Linked DNA regions of Homo sapiens: region 2 is linked to region 1. A link is a loop called in an ENCODE intact Hi-C map of the cell type or tissue named here. Cell type or tissue: chondrocyte. All regions are shown on one strand. Links, peaks and the distances in the headings refer to the core of each region. The heading gives the core; the rest is flanking DNA. Region 1 holds the start of TEKT4 (tektin 4). Region 2 overlaps MRPS5 (mitochondrial ribosomal protein S5).

Region 1 (2,849 bases), core at 340-2,839:
AGGAAGTCTAATATTTTCACCATTTTTATGCACACAATCAACTTTATTTAACCTGGAAGTTAATGTCTCATTGTTTTCATTGTTCTAAATAAACACCTTTTCCCTTGAGTATTGTTCTAAAAATTTTGAAGTCGTCTGAAAAATTTTGTTCTGATTTTTCACGGTTGTGTTGATGATATGCGAAAAGGAATACAGATGGTATTTAATTATGAACAAGAAAAGGTGTTAAATATCATTAGTCATTAGAAATTTGCAAATTAAGACCACAATGACTAACACATATATATCAGAATAGCTAAAATAAAAATAAAACATCAAACGCTGAGGAGCATGAGTAAAAACTAGAGCTTTCACACATTACTGGTGGGAATGTAAAATCGTACAGCTATGCCAAAAAGGAGTATAGTAGTTTCTTAAGAAACTAAAGGAACTCAAGTCCCCAGGCCTGCAGTCTGGGCCAAGGTCACAGGCCCTGGATCAATCAGGATGGGGTTCAAGGGCCTTCCTGGGGCCATCCAGTGTTCAAGGTGCCCTTTGGTGGCCTCATCTGCCCCTCCGCCCCTGAGCACGCCCCTCTGTCCCTCCAATCCTCCCTGTCACAGGGACGTCTGTCACAGAGCCATGCCCCACCTCCTGCTTTCTGGAGATGCCAACTGCCCTCCCCATCTCTGGGTCCTGACCAAGGTGCTCTAATGGACACCCCCTGACCCAGGTCTCAGGGAGCTGCCAGCACGATGGGTCCCTAAAGCTGAGATCCAGCAAGACACATGTGGCCTGAGGGTCCCACTCTCTGGCTGGCAGAACCCAGAGGTGGGAGCACACTGGAGTGTCCTTCAGGGCATCTTCACCCCATGAGAGGGCTGGGGGCTTTGGGAGTTTGCAGCTGGCAGGAGTGAGGGCCCAGTCTCCTATCTCTGATGCGTCCTTGGTCAAATCCTGTGCCTCAGCCTGCAGGGCCTATCGTGGTCACCACATGAATGTGTTCCCTTAGTCTGGGAGCCCCAAGCAGGCAGCACCCCCTGCCAACGACTTCAGGGCACCTGGAAGTGGAGGCTGAGAAGTCTCCCACTTCGCAGAGCTGGGCTCTGGCCCAGAGGCCTTCTCGTTGGCTCAGGTGGTCTCTCGGGCTCCTGGGGCCACAGATCAGGGGACAAACACGGGCAGCTCTGCTCTGCTCTGCCTAAAGAGAGGTGCCCAGTGAATGCAGGTTCCAGACAAAAGGTGGAGCCTGGCATCCTGCCCTGCGTGTGGGCTCCAGCCTGCTGCCATCTGGGGAAACTGAGTCATGGCGAGGCTCGAGGATGTTTCTCAGACCACACCAGTCCCTGAAGGTCCCCTGACCTCCCAATTTTGATGGACAGTAAGAAGAGGTTCCCAGGCCGCCTGCCACAGGTTCTGACTCGGCCTGGGTTAGGGTAAGTCTCCGGGCTGCTGTCCTCAAAAGCCCCATCAGGAGGCTGTGTCAGGCCAGGCGCACCGTGGTGACAGCAGCATGGACTGAGGGTTCTGGCCGCGGGAGAGGCCAGGACGGGGGGAGGTCAGGTCCAGGAGGAGGGCACTGGCCGGCACATGGTGGGGCTGGAGAGACCCTGGGCGGGGTGGTGGGAATGGCCCAGGAGGAGCTCCGGCTCCTGTGGCTGGAGTGAGGGTGTGGGCTGTGGTGGGAGAGGGGGTGAAGGTGGAGAGAACAGGGGCCCAGAGGTCTGTGCTGTAGGAAGGGTATGGACTTCCTAGTGAGGACTTTCTGGTGGGGGGCTCTCAGAGAAGAGGAGGCCGGAGGGGCTGGGGGTCCCCAGGACTGCATGCGCCAGGCAGACGGAGGGGAGGCCGAGCCAGGAGCCGCAGGCTTCTCAGTGCCAGACCAACGTCGCCCTCCGCTGGCCGTGTGGGGAATCGCGCCTAGGCTGGGGCTCCCCTGGCCCCAGGTTAGGGGGACTCCGATGTGTCCTGGGGCGCTTCCTGCCCATCCAGCCTCCGCCAGGCAGCCTGGCCCTGAATGGCTTTGAGGGCAGCCTCCGCAGCACAGGACCTGCCTCCGCCCTGTGGGGCAGATTTGGGCGTCTGACTCTGGACACTTACCCAGAGGCTGAATTCAACTCCCCAGCGAAGAGCACACTCAGACTCCCTCCCCGCTGTGCCCAGCCTGAGGGGACCCTGGCTTGGACTTGGGAGGAGAAGGCCAGAGGCCAGGGCCTGGCTCTCAGGCACTAGGTGCAGGAGAAAATGGAGCAGAGTTCCTGCAGGAACTGCCTCAGACTGCCCCCGAGGGGACCTGGCCTGGAACCCTCCCTGTGCTACCAGGCTGCTGTTGGGGCCAGGAGGGCAGGGAGAGCAGCCACCTGTACGGCATCAAGTAACACTATCAGTCAGCACACCCAACACCCACACGACAGCCACAGCCCTCTGCCCTGAGGTGGCTGCAACTGAGCAGAGTCTCCTGTCTTGTTCACCCTGAGCGCGGAGCTCCGCACAGGACAGGATCAGAGCGCAAACCAGGAACAAATGGATGAACCAAGGAAGGGGCCAGGGCAGTAGGTCCCCACCCACACCCTGAACCCTAAGGGTGGGACTCAGAGGCTGGAGACGGGCTGGCCCCAGGATCCTCTAAGTGACAGGAACCCTTGGCCACTGTTGATTGCCCCGAGGCGGGGACAGGGATGGTGGGGCTGGGGCTGCCTGGCCCTTTAAGAGGGCAGTTCTGCCCACCACCCTGAATGCCCCTCCCCTAGCTACTGGAGAAGAGATCCCGTTTCTTGGCAACAGGAAGCTCTTGGTTTACACAGTGTCACCCAAGCGACTGGGAGCCGCGTCCTGCTCTGGGACTGAGCCGTTGGAGCTGCCCCGCTGAC
Region 2 (2,905 bases), core at 229-2,728, 240 kb after region 1:
AATACTCTATGGTCATAACGTCGCACTGCAGAAGTCCACGGAAAAATGCAATATATTACATTAAAAAAAGCAGAAGGCCAGGCACGGTGGCTCACGCCTGTAATCCCAGCACTTTGGGAGGCTGAGGCAGGTGGATCACAAGTTCAAGAGATCAAGACCATTGTGGCCAACATGGTGGAACCCCATCTCTACTAAAAATACAAGTATTAGCTGGGTGTGGTGGCACGCCCCTGTAGTCCCAGCTACTTGGGAGGCTGAGGCAGGAGAATCGCTCAAGCCCGGGAGGTGGAGGTTGCAGTGAGCCGAGATCGCACTACTGTACTCCGGCCTGGTGACAAAGCGAGACTCCATCTCCCAAAAAAAAAAAAAAAAAAAAAAAAGGCAGCAAACTCAGTATTTCATAGTAGGAATACAGGTGATTATCTCTTTTTTATTTTTCTGTATTTACCAAATATTCTAAACTAATCATGAATTGCCTTTATAATCCTAATTTCTTTTTTTTTTTCTTTTGGAGATGGAGTCTCGCTCTGTGGCCCAGGCTGGAGTGCAGTGGCACGATCTCAGCTCACTGCAAGCTCCGCCTCCCGGGTTCACGCCATTCTCCTGCCTCAGCCTCCCAAGTAGCTGGGACTACCTGGGACTATAGGCGCCCGCCACCATGCCTGGCTAATTTTGTTTTTGTATTTTTAGTAGAGACAGGGTTTCACTGTGTTTGCCAGGATGGTCTTGATCTCCTGACCTTGTGATCGACCCGTCTCGGCCTCCCAAAGTGCTGGGATTACAGGCATGAGCCACCGCGCCCGGCCAATCCTAATTTCTTTTAATTTGCCTAATGCTGAGTTTTAAACTCAATCTCCATTTGTTACCTGACAAGCTAGTCTCAGTTCAGATTAGACTCTTTTAAATGCTATCACAAATAAGACTAGTGTTAGTGAACAATATCTCCTTACAATTAACTTTTTCCAATTAGATGTCCTGTCTCCTCAACTAAGGCACGAATGAAAACATGAGTATATTCTTGGTGTGAATCTAAGTCAGCAAGAGATATGGGCCATGATTCAATACCCTTCAGGCCTCAGGTGCCCCAAACAAGGGGACTAAAGCAAACTAGTACTCCCCAGAATACAACTGGTAGCATGTGAGATAATTCTAGGATGTACATCAAGGAACATTTTCATTTTAACAGTACATTGTAAACTAATCACTAAAATCTTAATTCATGTAAAAAAGAAGAAAAATTCAGATATAAGAAATCCTTTTCCTGTTTCAAGAAACAGGAAGTTTGTGGCCATTCTACATACATTTAGTGAAGAAACTATATGGTCTATACTGCTGGCTCATCAGGTGACTGGGAGAAGAAATACAGCATTGTGTCTGCAGTGCACGGCTCAAGCTGGCGTAGGGATGGGTGTCTCTGGTTCCCAGTGATGACAAATGGCCTGTAGGCAGATGGGTTAAACTTTGAGTTAGATGTTTCACAGCTGTGGAAAAACACTGCTAGCATCAAATAATCATTACTAACAAAAATAAGTCACTAAAATCCTGAACTTTTAAGAATCAGATTTTTAGGAGTCTTTCTTTTAAAAATAAAACTTTTGATCAATAACAACCTAAATGCCCAGCCTAGTTGGGAAAGTTATAGTTCATCCGCACAACGGGGGCAGCTGGGTAAAGAAAGAAGCAGATTTGTCCATACCGCAGTTTCAGCACTGCATTCGCTAACCTAGGTCAGCAGTCTACTCTGGGCAATTGGCGCCCTCTGCTGTAAACAGCCAGCAACGTATTGCTGTGGAAAGACCTGCAACTGGCCAGGTCAGAAGAGCAAGGTGCAGGAGAGCATGTACACTATCCTACTCTTCATGTTAAAAAACAAGGAGTGGGTGTGAATGCATTTTATAGACTAACCCAGAAGTATGTAAGAACCTGGAAACAACGGTTGCCTCTGGGAGATGAGTTACTCAACTGCACAGAGGAAGACAGATGACACACTGAGTTCCCTCTTAGCTCACTTAATGAATTAGTCAATAAAAAAGTAGACAGGAAATACGGGCTTTTCATTTTTAAACTCAGGACTTCATCATTCTAAATTCCATCATGCAGCATACACTTTAGCTTTAGCTTTTCTTGTATGCTCCTTAATTTTCTTTTTTTTTTTTTTTGAGACGGAGTTCTGCTCTTGTCACCCAAGCTGGATTGCAGTGGCGCGATGTCAGCTCACTGCAACCTCCACCTCCCAGGTTCAGCGATTCTCCTGCCTCAGCCTCCCAAGTAGCTGGGATTACAGGCATGCGCCACCACACCCAGCTAATTTTTGTATTTTTAGTAGAGACAGGGTTTCACCATGGTGGCCAGGCTGGTCTTGAACTCCTGACCTCGTGATCCACCCGCCTCGGCCTCCCAAAGTGCTGGGATTACAGCTATGAGCCATCGCGCCTGGCCAGCTCTTTAATTTTCAATAAAATATCTTATTTAATATTAACATAAGTAACTTAATACTAAATATTAAATATTTAATTATTAACTTAATATTAAATAAGATATTTAATCTTGTACTGTTTAGCACTGCAATCTCTGATATACTTTAAAAAGTGTAAAATCATTACTAATAAATTTAGAATTAACTTTTTTTGAAAGCCTGAAATACTTCTCCTATCTAATAATGTACCTTAAAAGGTCCAACTGTCAAAAGCAGAAAGAAATTGACTTTAGATTTGAGAAACAGTCACTTAAAATACACTGTTACAACCAACTTTGTTTAAAACGTGTTATAATTTTTATAACAGGAGATGGCATCAGCTTATGCTAAATTACTCAGTTACAGATTATCAATGATCAATTACCAGTTTTGGTTTTGTTCTTATTCTCTGAATTATTATTAATTTCAGACCATGAAGTCCCCATCTCA

What was found. Hi-C counts contacts between places; a loop is a spot of excess contacts. Peaks named below come from ENCODE experiments on the same cell type or tissue, not always from the same donor. Only the 100,000 strongest peaks of a DNase experiment are listed, where the experiment ranks them.
Region 2: a loop joins it to region 1, with 2.8 times the contacts of the local background. A loop is called at or near these places in 11 of 110 quality-filtered maps.

The regions. Positions count from the first base shown.
Region 1 is chr2:94,868,658-94,871,506 of GRCh38, forward strand. TEKT4 (tektin 4) reads left to right here and starts at 2,773. Exons shown (of 6, transcript NM_144705.4): 1 at 2,773-2,849. It overlaps LOC442028 (a long non-coding RNA gene), which reads right to left. Exons shown (of 10, transcript NR_037597.1): 10 at 28-2,040. RefSeq lists enhancers at 1,570-2,083, 2,597-2,849. In chondrocyte, for the core only: CTCF peaks have their summits at 1,884 (motif pointing left) and 2,083; DNase peaks (open chromatin) are centred at 734, 1,074, 1,714, 1,874 and 1 weaker place.
Region 2 is chr2:95,113,765-95,116,669 of GRCh38, forward strand. MRPS5 (mitochondrial ribosomal protein S5) reads right to left here. Exons shown (of 12, transcript NM_031902.5): 3 at 1,302-1,439. Among named protein-coding and RNA genes, the nearest start is that of MRPS5, 6.6 kb to the right of the region's middle. In chondrocyte, for the core only: CTCF peaks have their summits at 1,773 (motif pointing left) and 1,987; no DNase peak of the experiment used is centred there.